Regions from separate parts of the Homo sapiens genome. Here region 1 is linked to region 2. Evidence: read pairs that join two places in POLR2A ChIA-PET (ENCODE). Cell type or tissue: MCF 10A. All regions are shown on one strand. Links, peaks and the distances in the headings refer to the core of each region. The heading gives the core; the rest is flanking DNA. Region 1 has its middle 17 kb from the start of LINC02213. Region 2 holds the start of MIR6131 (microRNA 6131).

Region 1 (7,257 bases), core at 1,095-6,094, 59 kb before region 2:
AAAATAAAAAATTTGAAAAATAAAAATAATATTTTCTTCTATTCCTATCATTGTATTGGTTTAGTTTTGGTCACCATGTTGTTTTGAAATTTCAAGTAACATTAAAAGAAAGCATATGCTTTGTATATTTTCTCAAAATGGAGATAGATTTGAAGTTTGAGAATATTCTGCCAGAGAATCTGGAAGCAGAGAAACGAAAGCTGCTTCAATACATTGTCAAAGGGAGTCCAACCAAAAATAATTGAAAGATCATAGAACAGTAATGTTTGACAGAGGAAATGAAGAGGAATTTGATTTACAAAAAAAAAAAATACTTTAACTTTTATAGAACTTGTCTATTTTGAAAGGCATGAGTAATTGAACTGATTTCCACTTATATCCGCCTTCCTGCCAAAGTTTTCAAAGCTTGTTTTTTCTAATGATGATAATGCATGTTCCTTGCCTCTCAGCAGCTCCAGGGAACTCAAAGCATTTTGCAGATATTATCTCATTAGTCCTGACTCTATCCCCAGGTACTTTGCAGACATTATCCTGCATTTTAAAAATGATCGCAGCTCAAAATGGAAAATGACACCAAATCTCCTGCAGCTCTCTCTTTTTTAAACACTGTATGTAAATAACTAAATGCAGGTATTAGTCTAGATTCTTGGTTGCAGACAACAGAGCTCTCACTGCAGCTAGTTTAAGCAAGAAAGAGATTAAAAAGATGCTGAATAGCTCACCAAATTTCCTGGAGAGAGGGAGAGTCTGGTTCACAGGCTGTCCATCCCAAAGCTCATTGCTGCAGGGTTAAAAAAAAAAAAAAAAAAAAGATGCTCTTCAAAAAAAATAGTTTTAGATTTACAGATATATTGAGCATATAGTTCAGAGTTCCCATATGCCATGCCCCTATTATTAATACCTAACATTAGTATAGTAATTTTGTTATAATTAGCGAACCAATACCGACGTATTATTAGGAACTAAAGTCCCTAGATTATTCGGATTTCCTTCGTTTTTACCTAATATCCATTTTCTGTTCCAGGATCCCATCCAGGGTCTCACGTGACATCTAGTCATCATGTGTCTTTAGACCCCTCTTGCTGTGACAGTTTCTGACTCGGGGTTTTGGATGATCTTGGTGGTTTTCAGGAGGACTGATGAGGGATATTGTAGGATGCTCCTCTATCAGAATTTGCCTGATTTTTTTTTCTCACGGTGAGATGAAGGCTGTGAGTTTTAGTGGGGAAGACCACAGAGGCAAAGCTCCACGTGTATTGCATCACAGCAAGGGCACACCTCGTCAACCCGACTAACGCTTGACCTTGACCATGTGACAGGCGGCGATGGTCAGGTCTTCCCATGGCAGTGTTGCTCTTTGCCCTCCCCGTTCCTATGCTGTGCTCTTTGGAGGAAAGTCACTATGCACTGCAGGGGCTCACTTCGTCTACTTCCAGAGTCTCCGGTTGGAGGAATGTAAAATATAATTGCCTTAATCCTTAGCAGGGCCTTCAGGGTCCTCCTGGCATCCCTCCACCCTGCTGGCTTCTTGGCTAAATTCTTTCTGTGCTTCTCCTGATGGAAGGTTGGCATCGTGTCTCCATCATTCACGCATCCTCCAGGGGACCCCACATGGTACCCTGCACACAGTAGGCCCTTTACAAAGCTCTAAAAACTTTGAATAGAACTGGATTTCATCTAATAGTTAATACCAATCTTTCATAGGCTGCTGGTAGGTGAGTGAGGGTGAGGGCCACTGGAGCAGAGAGGGACGTAGCTGGTTGAATGCTCCAACCAGAGCAGTGGACAGGCCCTAGGGTTCTCATCTGGACCCTGTACCATCTGCATTTTAAAAACCTACTTGGGGCCAGGTGTGGTGGCTCACATCTGTAATTCTAGCACTTTGGGAGGCAGAGGTGGCAGGATCATTTGAGGCCAGGCCTTTGAGACTAGCCTGGGCAACATAGCAAGACCCCATCTTTATTATTTAAAGAAGAAAAAAAGAAAAAGAAAATAAAAACTTACTTGGCAGAAGACTGACTTACTTAACTGAGAGTTTCTCTTTTCTTTTTTTTTTTTTTTTTTTTTTGAGATGGAGTGTTGCTCTGTCGCCCAAGGTGGAGTGCAGTGGCATAATCTCAGCTCACTGCAACCTCTGCCTCCTGGGTTCAAGTGATTTGCCTGCCTCAGCCTCTTGAGTAGCTGGGATTATAGGCACATGCCACCATGCCCGGCTAATTTTTTTTTTTTTTTTTTTTTTGTATTTTTTTGGTAGAGATGGGGTTTCACCATGTTGGCCAGGCTAAGTCTTGAACTCCTGATCTCAAGTGATCCACCCGCCTCAGCCTCCCAAAGTGCTGGGATCATAGGTGTGAGCCACCATGCCTGGCCTGGATTCTTCCTTACCCCCACCCCCCCGCCCCCCTTATCAAGGGACAGAGACTCTCCTAAGACTCGAAAGTTAGAGGGTGGAGTTTCCTGTCATCGGAGTAATAAATTAGGAGGTGACAGAACTTCCTAATGCCCGAGACCCTGACATGTGGTTCGGACAGGCCTTGGCAACCCTGAACTGGGTATCCCGTCGGTGCAAAGCATCGTGGAATGAACTAGAGGAGGCCTGTGCCATAGATCAGGTCTCCCGTATCTGCTGGTATGGACTGAATGTTTGTCTCCCCGCCAATTCTTGTGTTGAAGCCCTAACCCCCAGTATGATGGTATTAGGAGATGGGGCTTTGGGGAGGTGATTAGCTTTAAATGAGGCCATGACAAAATGAGTGCCTTCGTAAGAAGAGACTCCAGAGCGCTCTCTCTTTCTCCATCATATGAGGACAGGGCAAGAGGGCAGTCACCTACAAGGCAGGAAGACATCTCTCATCAGGAACTGAATCAGCCAGAACCTCAATCCTGGACTTCCAGAAATAAATTCCTGTTGTGTAAGCCACCCAGTCTGTGGTATTTTGCCATAGCAGCCCAGCTGACAAAGACAGCAGTTTTCTCTCTGGTCCTCCACTGCGCTGGCTTAGTGCTTTCTCTAGCTCACTGAATCTTCCCACTCACACAAATCTGACCAGCCTTGGATCTCTCACGACTCCTGTTTCACCTGCTGACCATGTTGCAGCTTTAACTTTTGCTCCAACCCAGTCAGTTATCACAACCAGGAAGACGACCAGCCCAGTCCTTCCCTTCCTGTTCAGCCCTCTGCGTGTCAGTGTGTTTCTCAGGCAGCCGCATGAGTTTCTCTGGGGTTGGGAGCCCATCCACTCTTGACCAACTCAGCTGAAGCCAAGAAGGGGCCAGTAGGGCCTGGGAGCGGAGCACGCTCTTTGAGATAGGGCTGTGGGCATTCCCAGCAGTCAGGTCTCCAGGTCAACCCAAAGACATGGGACTAGGCTTGCCTGATTTGCTGCTGAAACATGCCCAGCAAGGTTTCCAAATCACCTGGGGAAGTGGGGCTGGGGGACTCAGCCAGCACAGTGGACCATGATCCAGCCTCAACTGCAAATGCCTCAACTCCAGCCGCGTCTCCACTAGATTTTCCCTGCGGAAAGGGTAAACACAGTCGGACCTGTTTCACAAGAATACACGCCTATAAAACCAGACTAAGCTAATTGTTGGATGTATCCTACTCCAGTCTGGATGTTATCAGTCTAACTTTCAAATGACTTGTTTTACATGTTTGGATGTGTTACAGGAACGAAGGGGGGAACGGAGTAATCCTACAGCGAATGTTTACAGTGACTCCTTGGAGGTAGCACAACATAAGAAATCATGAGGAAGAACATGAATTAGCCTGCCATGCCATGGAGGTGTGGGTCGGGTTGCTCCCTGCATCTGCGCTTCTGCGACAGCAATCAGTCATCTCTTTCCCTGCCAGAGCCCCACGCATGTGGGAGGCGTGGGGAGGTTCTATTTGTTCCTTTTCCACCTTGCACAGCATGTTCTTCTAGCAAGGAATTTATTCCCAGCTTAGAATCAGCATTTCATAGCAGGCGTGGCATGGAGTCGGCGCCCACTGCCCACTCTCGCTCCATGCTGCTCCCCCTAGGTGGCTGCCTACAGAGAGCACACCAAGCCAAGGATCAAAGGCTGCAAAGGGGACGCCAAGCCCAGGCTCGGGGGCTGCAGAGAGGACACCAAGCATAGGCTCGAAGGCTGCAGAGAGGATGCCAAGCCCAGCCTCAGAGGCTGCAGAGAATACGCCAAGCCCAGGCTCAGAGGCTGAAGAGAAGACGCCAAGCCCAGGCTCGGAGGCTGCAGAGAGGATGCCAAGCCCAGGCTCAGAAGCCCAGAAAAGTGTCAGGAAGAAGACTGGTTCTTCCAGGTGGAGGTGGGGACAGCCAGAGATCCTGACCCCTGATCAAGGCACCAGGAGCCCCCAAAACACTCACAATCCATTCAGAAGTGTGGGTTCCTGCCCACTGTGTGTTCACACACCCATCCTGACTCACGCACCCTCACACCCACACACCCTCACAGTCACTCACGCACACACTCAGCCTCGCTCATGCAGGCACACACTCTGACACACTCACATCCAGTCTCTCTCACACTGTCTCCTACATGCACAACATAACAGGGCACCGAGAGGGTCCCCAAGAGGGTCCCCAAGAGCCTCCCTCCAGGGCTTTCCTGTGCAGGACTGCAGGTGGTCACCAAGTCCAGTTCGCTCCTACATTCTTATGGCCACCATCTGGACTTCTAGGGTCTGGGCTTTTGCCCCGAAACTCTTCCATCTCCTGGAAGCATCACTCAGGTCACTGGATGATAGAGAGTAACAGGAAAGGCCAGGACTTGGGGATGGACATGGTCCACACTCCAGCTCTCCTGAGTCACAGCACCTCACCTCACCATGAGTTTCCCTCCCACCTCTGGGTTTGTGCGGTGGGCAGAGAAAGACAAAGGGGGTGCCCAGGATGTGGGCATCCTCACCGTGAGGCAGCATCATGGAGCTGGAGAAGGGGTGACTTCCTCCCCACCGACTGCAGCAGCCCTCTCTCTGCCCACTGGCTTCAGGCCCTCTGGCACTGCACAGGCTCCCCTGGGACAGTCTGGGATGTGCCCTCCTTAAAGGGATGGACCTGGATTCCCTCTGTAACTGGCTCCTCTCCCCAGAGTCTTTGAGGGCGGTAGGAATGGTGGCCTGGGATGCCTTGTGGGGCATGGAAGAGCCAAGGAGGGACTTTCATTAGCCTGAACAGAGAACTTCCCTGCCGGGAGAGTTGTCTAAGAGCTGCAGCAAATGATGAATACCAGTGTCCTTCTGTCGGAGCCCCTTGGGGAGCTGTTGGCACAGGGGGGCCCAGAGCAACGCCTGGCTCTGAGGGCCTCACCAGGATTTAATGAGTTAACGTGAGAAAGGCTTATCAGGACCTGTCACAGAGTGACTGCGGGATTACATAAGCATTTGCTTTAAAAGGAAAGGAGAGAAGCCACAGCAGAAAGGGACATGCAGGCTTTGGGGTTCCAGTAGAGCATAACACTCGAACTCTTCAGTGAGCAGTAGCAGGGGAGAGACCACAGCCCCTCAAGACATGCCGGTGTCATGCATGTGGCTGACAGTCTCTTCTGGAAGGCAGGGGAGCCTACTCGGTGACAAGAACAGTTGTCAGGTCGAGGAGGAGAAGCCATGAGATGCTTCGTGAATTTTGCTGAGTGCAATCTTTTCTAAATTTGGAAATGGACTTCCTCTGTGGGTTCTGTTTTTTATTTTAACAATATCAGTCCCTGGGAGGTTCTATGAAACACATTTCAGGAAGTTGAAATGAATGCAAAATTATTTAAGATCGTCACCTAGGTAATGACAGATCGTCAAACATGGCAATTCTCCCAGTTGAAAACGAGATAAGCTAAGTAGTGTATTTTCAAATGTTATGGCTGGGTTTGCTTCCATTAAAGTCTGGAAAGTAAAATTATAATAAAGTCTGGTTTGAGAACAAATAACATTTAAACCTAAAAAAAAAAAAAAAACAACAACAACAGAAAAAAAACAAAACACAAGAGGAGAGACAGGATCACTGAAAAGGCCACACCCTCCAGCTGCAGGGACCCAGTACTGCGATGACAGAGGCCAATTTCCATGGTCTTGTGTCTGTCAAAGGAGCCAGGCCGAAGGATGTTACAGAGAACAGACCTGTGGCTGTCAGGGACTGGGCCAGAGGTGGGGGACCCTGCAAAGGAACATCATTTGGAAGGGATTTTTGGAGGTGATGGGTCTGTTCTCGATCCTGAATATAACAATGATCACATGATTGTATGTATTAGTCAAAAATCATAGACCAGTATATCATGTAAATTACATACTATTATACACTATATTATACTACATAGATTATACTATCTCATTTTATAAAATGATAATAATATATATATACACCAGTAAATTATACTACATAATTCTGTTCCAAATTGTATCATAGAATTATATGATACTATCAATTATATTATGCTACCTAAAGAAATATAAATAAAAATTGTATTTCAATAAACTGACTTTAAAAGAAGACATTAGGCTGGGCGCCGTGGCTCATGCCTGTAATCCGAGCACTTTCGGAGACCAAGGCAGACGTATCACTTGAGGTCAGGAGTTTGAAACCAGCCTGGCCAACATGGTGAAATCCCATCTCTACTAAAATACTAAAAGTACAAAAAATTAGGCCAGGTATTGGTGGCAGGAGCCTGTAATCCCAGCTACTTGGGAGGCTTAGGCAGGAAAATGGCTTAAACCCAGGAGGCCGAGGTTGCTGTGAGCCAAGACAGCACCACTGCACTCCAGCCTGGCAACAGAGCGAGACTCCATCTCAATTAAAAAAAAAAAAAAAAAAAGACATTAGGGATGGGTGAGGTGGCTCGTGCCTGTAATTCCAGCACTTTGGAAAGCCAAGGTAGAAAGATCACTTGAGCCCAGGAGTTTGAGACTAGCCTGGGCAACATAGGGAGGAGAACTTGTGTCTACAAAAAATAAAAAATTAGCCAGGTGTGGTGGCGCATGCCTGTAGTCCCAGCTAGTCGGGAGGCTGAAGTGGGAGAATTGCTTGAGCCCGAGAGTTCAAGGCTGCAGTGAGTTATAATTGCACCACTGCACTCCAGCCTGGGTGACAGAGCAAGACCCTGTCTCAAAAAAAAAAAAAAAAGACATTTGGAGGGTGGGTTGTCACAGGCGGCACCTTTTCTGAGAGCCAAACATCTTGCCCTGCTCCCCACTACCCTTCCACCCCACCCACGAGGGCTGGATTAGGGCTGGGTTTGCCACTAGACAGCCTGACACCCTTTGTTTCCTGA
Region 2 (7,257 bases), core at 1,034-6,033:
GCACCCACCTCTGCAACAGGGAAATGCCTGGGGCTGGCTGTTTGGCAGCTGAGAATGTCTGCTGAGATACCCCTAAATAGAAGACTCCCTCCAACTCCGTGTATCTATCCCATCTGCTGCTTTCCAACCTCACCCCACTGCCCCAGTTTAGAGCCTCTGTCTAGACAGGTGCAGATGCTCTGACCCTCTAGACGTAATCCCTGGTTTATCTCGCTGGGAGCACCAGGCTGGAGACCCCTGCAGAGGACACGTCGCAGTTGTGCTGGCCCAGGGAGTTAGCGCAGGCTCCAGCATTCTCTCAACCCCCAAACAATCTTCGCTTAAAAGGTGAAAACGCTCATTTTCTTTTGCACACGTGCTTTTGGCTCTGATGACTCCATTCCCACCAGTCAGAGTCTCTTAATAAACATGAGCATGTGAGTAGTCAGTGCTGACTGTCTGGTTATATTCTCTGAGCAGCCAGGTAAGCTTGGGCATGTCCTTCTGTCATCCAAGTGTGCAGCCCTGGACCCCAGAGTCAGGGCACTGGGCAGGGAGGGGCCCTCTTGGTGAACCCCCTAGGTCAGCAGCTGGCAGCACACCTGGAAGCTGCTTCCTCACAGCTGGATCATGCTGCTAAGTTCTACCACGCTGAGCTTTCAGAGTGACTCCGTGTTGTCATCCTTCTCTTCATATAAGGACAAGAGTCATTGGATTCAGGGCCCACCTTAAATCCAAGATTATTTTATCTCATGATTCTTCACTGATTGCAACTGCAAAGACAGAACTTTCGAGTAAGGTCACATTGACAGATTCCGAGTTGACCTGAAATTTGAGGGGAAATTATTCTACCCACTACCGTGTCCATCCCTCCCCTTCCCACCAGGACCCCAGTTCCAAGAGCCCTTTCTCTGCCCTCATGCCAGAGCCCTGGCACCCAAGTTTGTTGGGCCATTAGACCATTACATCAGAGTTCCCCACTCCCCTAAAACCTGATCTCTCCTAACCTTTCAGAGCCCCACATGCCACTTAAAAATTCCCCAGAATTTATGGGAAAGAAATGTACATGACATTGATGTTATCAAAATGTCCATGAGTGACATCCACTTTTTGTTTTTCTGATCCGCTTTGTGTTTTCTGGAGCAGGTCTTTAATATACCAGAAAGGCCTTCCTAAGAGGAACTGTTTATGATACAGGAAATAGTAGCATTCGAAAAGGTTTATCTTTTACGGTTTTCGTTTTGTTTTGTTTTGATTTTTAATTGCGGTAAACTATGATAAGAAAGTGTAGCATTTTAACCTTTTTTTTTTTTTTTTGACGGAGTCTCGTCTGTCACCAGGCTGGAGTGCAGTGGCATGATCTTGGCTCACTGCAATCTCCACCTCCTGGGTTTAAGCGATTCTCCTGCCTCAGCCTCCCGAGTAGCTGGGATTACAGGTGCAACCATCACACCCGGCTGATTTTTGTATTTTTAGTAGAGACAGGGTTTCCCCATGTTGGCCAGGCTGGTCTCGAACTCCTGACCTCAAGTGATTCACCTGCCTCGGCCTCCCAAAGTGCTGGGATTATAGGCATGAACCACTGTGGCTGGCCTGACTCTCCTCTTGTTCCAGATTGTCTTTTCAGATGCAGCAAACAGCCTTGGAGAAGCAAAGAGGTGGTGTCTCCCTACAGAGCAGAGAGCAGGTTTGGTTATTACCTAATATTATAAAGATAACATCTCCCGCTGGGACAAAGGTTAGGTGTGTTTGCTTACTGCCCATTATAAAGCATCTGCATCCCCTGAGCTCAGGGTTTTCCCTCGCTGATGCAAATTCACTGCGCGGCAGCATCCACCTGGGCCCCCCACGTCACCCCCATGGGGTTTTGGGGACATAGGGAACCAGTGCAAACATTAAGCTTGTATTAACCATGTCTTCCATTCTCTGCATTCTGATGCTTTGATATCTGGGACCTTGCTGACCCTGGAGGGACTGCCCCACCCAGTACTAACCAATCCCCAGAGATAGTAAACCAGGCTCCTGCAAACATGCTTTTCAAATGCAAACCAACCAGTTGCAAGCCCATGCCCCAGACACCTCCTCTATTGGGTTTTCACACTCCAGGCCACTATCCACCTGCCTAATCACCCTGGGAGCAAGTACCGGACAACTAGGGACACAAACAAGGCTTTTGCCCACATGTCCGCTGTCTCCTGAGCCTGCTAACAACGCTCGTGGCCCTGCATAGCTCAGCGTGGCCCCTCCTCCTGGGAACTGGGAGTAACAAACTGTCCTTTCAATGACAATCATTTCCTGATCTGTTGGCCTTACTATAACTCAAATATTGCATTAATACACCACATTTTAAAGCAAAACTTATGCTGCTTGCTGTGCTGTGAGTAGCAAAGTCCTTTGTCTCTGCCCCGGGAGTCTCGTGTCATTAGGCAGCATTTGTCAAACTGGCAGGCTAACTTTTAGCCTAGGAGTAGGTAAAATCTCAGACCCTTCATAGCTCTTGACAAGACCCAGGTCTGCTACTGCGGTGGGTTTCATAGGAACTGTGGTGTTTGACGGAAGAAACAGACGATCTGGAAGCAGAGAAGAGGCCCTTCCTGTCTCCCCCTGCTCAAACTGGGTGTGAGAGGAAGTTGGATCCACTGGAAAGAGCTGTGGGTGGGCAGGGAGCTAGGTTGTCTGGCTTTTTTAGAAGGAGGAGGTAAATTTGAGGTCAGAGGGGGATTTGTCAGCCCCAGCTGTGGAGTTCTCAAGCAGATCCTCTCAGACATCAATGAGCACACGAGCTGCCTGGAAATCTGATTCTGACTGGGTCTGAGCTGGATCCCAAGATTCTGCATTTCCAAGGCTCTCCCAGGGGATGCTGATGCTGCGGGTCCTTGGACCACACTCGGAGGAGCCACTCACACTGGAGGACACACTCAACATAAGGCCACACTCGCTGGCATGCCTGGAGGATGGGGAGGGGAGGGCTTCCATACGGCTCCCACCTGGACCCCACTGCCCCCGCCTCACCGACCCACCCCAAGCACACGCAGTCTCAATTCCAATGTGTGCATCTGTTCAGCAACCAAAATAGGATTCTCCAGGCTGTGCCTCCCAGGGGATCCTAGGAATTTCCTGGAACAGAGATGGGGTTTTCAGGATGGCCCTGGTCTCCAGTCCCCTCCTGACAATCCTACTCCGGGAGGTTCATCTGGATCCCCCTCCAGCCTCCTGGAAGTCTGGCTGCGCATCAATTGCCTGGCACATAGATGACAGCCATTAAATGCTTTTCGAATTAATGAAAAAAATCTATCAGTCTATATTTGTGTATTTCGTAGCTCCAGGGGACAATCAAAAGAAAATAAAATCCCCCAGCTGAAATAACTACATTGGTTTATGGCCTATTTATTCATTTATCTGCCCTTGTGGAAGCTAAGAAGTTCCTATTTTTAGCACCTCCCATGCTCAGACATGGGTTATTTTTTGTCTTCAAACTCTCCTAAAGAGTTGACATGTTGGCTGGGCACAGTGGCTCATGCCTGTAATCCCAGCACTTTGGGAGGTCGAGGCAGGCGGATCACCTGAGGTTGGGGGTTCAAGACCATCCTGACCAACATGGAGAAACCCCGTCTCTGCTAAAAAGACAAAATTAGCCAGGCGTGGTGGCGCATGCCTGTAATCTCAGCTACTTGGGAGGCTGAGGCAGGAAAATTGCTTGAATTCAGGAGGCAGAGGTTGCGTGAGCCGAGATCGTGCCATTGCACTCCAGCCTGGACAACAAGAGAAACTCCGTCTCAGAAAAAAAAAAGAGTTGACATGTCCCAGCCTATTACCGCAAAGCCGTGCCGTGCATTTAGTGAGAGGAGACAGTAGGGACAGGAGCTCAGGCAAGAGGCCTCCTCTCCCACAGTGCCCAGGAAATAGTCACAAGGTGAGACGCCCGAAGCAGCTGCCAGCCGAGTCCCAGCCTGGCGTCCTGTGCTCTCCCTCGGGTTTCCAGGGAAGCAGGTGTGGCAGCCCCACCTCTGCCCACCCTGTTCTCACTCCACTTCCAGAGAGGAGGGTGCGGGTGTGAACTCTGCAGCCCGTGTTTGCAACTCTGCCAAGTAGGCGTGACCAAATGGCAATTTAAAAGCCACTCACCTAAAGATGTGGGGTGTCTGAGCCAAGCCTGAGCGCCCATTCTAATCCTGTAGAAATATTTGAAAGAGAATAGTCATCACATCTGGGGGGCTGGGCTCAAGATTTTTCTAGCACTGACTCACTCACAGAACTTGGGCAAGTCTTTACATTCTCCAGGTCTCAATTTCTGCATGGAAGCATGGAGACAGTCATTGTAGACCAGTGTCACTTTCCCTTATATGCTGGGGACTTGAAAGAACTATTACACACTCCAAAGTGACTAATTTATAGCTTAATCACTTGTAACATCTTTCTAACCTACTCACACACGTTACCATAATTATAGCAGCCACCTCAAAAACAAGGACACCAGGATAATCATGAAAACACTAAAAACAGAGTGCTAAAATATAGCTGATTTCGAAGGCATTAATCTTCCTAATCCTTCTGTGTGGACAAGAGGCTGCAAATATTGGTGAAAACATCATCCTCATCATCATCACATATCTTTACAACACCCTATATATTCTTTCCAAAATTGGCCATGCCATTTTGCCATCTTTTCCCGCTCCTGAGATAAGTAGAAAACTATTCTTATTTTCTCCAATTAGCACTTCTTTTAGGCATTGGAAACCTAGCAAGATTTGGGGAGGAAGATTTACTGGCTTGAAGAGTGTTTCCCACCCCAAAATTCATGTCCACCCAGAACCTCAGAATGTGGCCCTATTTGGAAACAGGGCTGTTGCAGATGTCATTAAGATGAGATCATACCACAGTAGGGTGAGCTCTAAATCCAACGACTGCTGCCCTTTACGAGAGGAGAGGATGCACAGTCGTACGCACAGAGAAGACCATGTGAAGAGGGAGGCAGAGATTGGAGTAATGCACCCACACGCCAAGGAATGCCAGGGATTGTCAGCATCACCAGAAGCTGGCAGAAGCAGGAAGGACCCCCACCCCCAGCCAGAGCCTTAGAAGGAAGTGTGGCCCTGCCAATCAAGTCCGGGAAGCTAGAAGTCCAAAAATTTCTAGCCTCCAGGACTGTGAGAGAATAAATCTCTGTTGCGGAAGCCCCTGAGTTTGTGATACTTTGTCGGGGCAGCCCCAGGAAGCTAATACAGAAAGGGTACTGGGAAACTGGGAGCCAGAGGCTCAGAAGGGAGCTCACAGAGGCTGCAGGAACTCAGCTACCACTCAAGTATCTGGAGAGGGCTCAAGGTTTCTCTGGTTGCACCTTGATCCATCCCAGTAGACACACAGTGCAGGGCCCACCACGTGCAGTCATGAAGCCGGGAGGACCCCGGGTCTCTGTCCACTCCCATCTGACCAGCCAGAACCCACCATCTCTGGCTCTACCCATGGAAGGAGGGCACCACCTGACCAAAGCAGAGGGAATGCGGGATGAGAAGGGGCAGCAACGAGTGTGCCTGATGTGCTCGCTGCTGATTAAAGCTTCCTTCAACAGAGAGTTTTATCCTGGAGGATTTTGAATAGTTTTTTTTCTTTTTTTAGACAGAATCTCACTCTGTCACCAAGGCTGGAGTGCAGTAGTGTGATCTTTGCTCACTGCAACCTCTGCCTCCCGGGCTCAAGTGATTCTCCTGTCTCAGCCTCCCAAGTAGCTGGGATTATAGGTGAACGCCACCATACCCAGCTAATTTTTGTATTTTTAGTAGAGATGAGATTTCACCATGTTGCCCAGGCTGGTCTTGAACTCCTGACCTCAAATGATCCGATTGCCTTGGCCTCCCAAAGTGCTGGAATTACAGACATGAGCCACTGTGCCTGGCCTTATCCCAGAGGATTTTCCAGAATATTAAGCATACATGTCCTCTTCCTGCCATCCTCACGGAGCATCTGCCCTCCTGTCATCTTGCTCCTAAGTTTCCCGCCCTTTTCCTCAGGTCCTGAGAGAGTCTTGATGGCTGACCCAAATCCTTCCTTCCTGTCCATCAACAGATGTCAGCTCAGTTCCTGGCTGGCTGCGTGTCCTTGTTCCACCTGTAGTAGGACCGCTTTGCTTTCTTCATCTATACAGTGTGAATAACGGTAGCAGGAGCTACCTATAGATGAAGGTAGCAAGTCTGTGGACTAGCAAGTCCGTGGACCAGGACATGGAGCGCCCCACACAGTGCCCAGGTCAGTGGCCCTCGGTAAATGTGGGTTAACCTCTTTAACATGTTGAAAAAGGTCAAGGTTAACTGCATAGACCCGGGGTCAGCAAACAATGGCCCACAAGGTAAAAATGGTTTTTACACTTGTAAGTAGTTGAAAAAGTTCAAAAAGAAAAATATTTTGTGATGTGGAATTCTATGAACTTAATTTTAGTGTTCATTAATAAAGTTTTATTGGAACACGGCCACACTCACTCATTTTCATATTGTCTATGGCTGCTCTCATGCTACACAGCAGAGCTGAGCAGTTGCAGCAGAGACTGCATGTCTGCAAAGCCCAAAAGATTTACTATATGATGCACTACAGAAAAGGGTTGCAGGTCTCTGATAGACTCGAGCCAAATGATCTAACTTCAACTCCCAGATCCAAGACTTACTAGCTGTTTGACTTTACACAAATTATCTGCCTCCATTTCGTCTCTTTAAAATGGACATGATAGTCCTCATTTTAACATATTTTTGTGAGAATTAGATACATTATTATTTTTAAGGTCTTAGTGCCAGCATATAAAAATACAATTGATGGGTTCGATTATTTTCATGTCTTTGTTTTAATGCTCATTCTAACTCTTTAAATATCACCGTCCTTCTACACCAGAGTAAAATGTAAAAAAATTCTCAAGCCTTCTTTCCACTTGAAACACAAGAAAAGTTCTTTAAAACTGACTTATCATTTTCTTCTTTTCATCGTTGTTCCACATGCAAACAGATCCAGAAACCTTAGCTCAGACTTCTCAAATCCCAGATGGATTGTAATTTGTTATATTGGAGAAAAAAAGAAAATCTGTGCTCCCTAGCAGATGCACAAGGACTGTTTTGTTAGTCACATCTGCCACGTTCCTACTTTTCAGCACTAAAAGAACTTTTTTGCAAGCTCTTCAGATCTTGATTCTGAAATGCAAAAGCAGAATGATGAGGCACGTATTTCCCACCTTGCCAGAGATGTTTTCCTTCTTTACCTAAATGGTCTGGAGTTTACACGCAATCATGCCCCGCAACA

The links. Peaks named below come from ENCODE experiments on the same cell type or tissue, not always from the same donor. Only the 100,000 strongest peaks of a DNase experiment are listed, where the experiment ranks them.
Region 1: POLR2A ChIA-PET joins it to region 2 with 6 read pairs; 7 of 35 experiments call an interaction of 5 or more read pairs at or near these places.

The regions. Positions count from the first base shown.
Region 1 is chr5:10,535,509-10,542,765 of GRCh38, reverse strand. No RefSeq gene overlaps it. Among named protein-coding and RNA genes, the nearest start is that of LINC02213, 17 kb to the right of the region's middle. In MCF 10A, for the core only: no CTCF peak of the experiment used is centred there; no DNase peak of the experiment used is centred there.
Region 2 is chr5:10,476,265-10,483,521 of GRCh38, reverse strand. MIR6131 (microRNA 6131) reads right to left here and starts at 5,485; the gene lies at 5,377-5,485. It also overlaps a transcript of ROPN1L not described here. In MCF 10A, for the core only: no CTCF peak of the experiment used is centred there; a DNase peak (open chromatin) is centred at 4,151.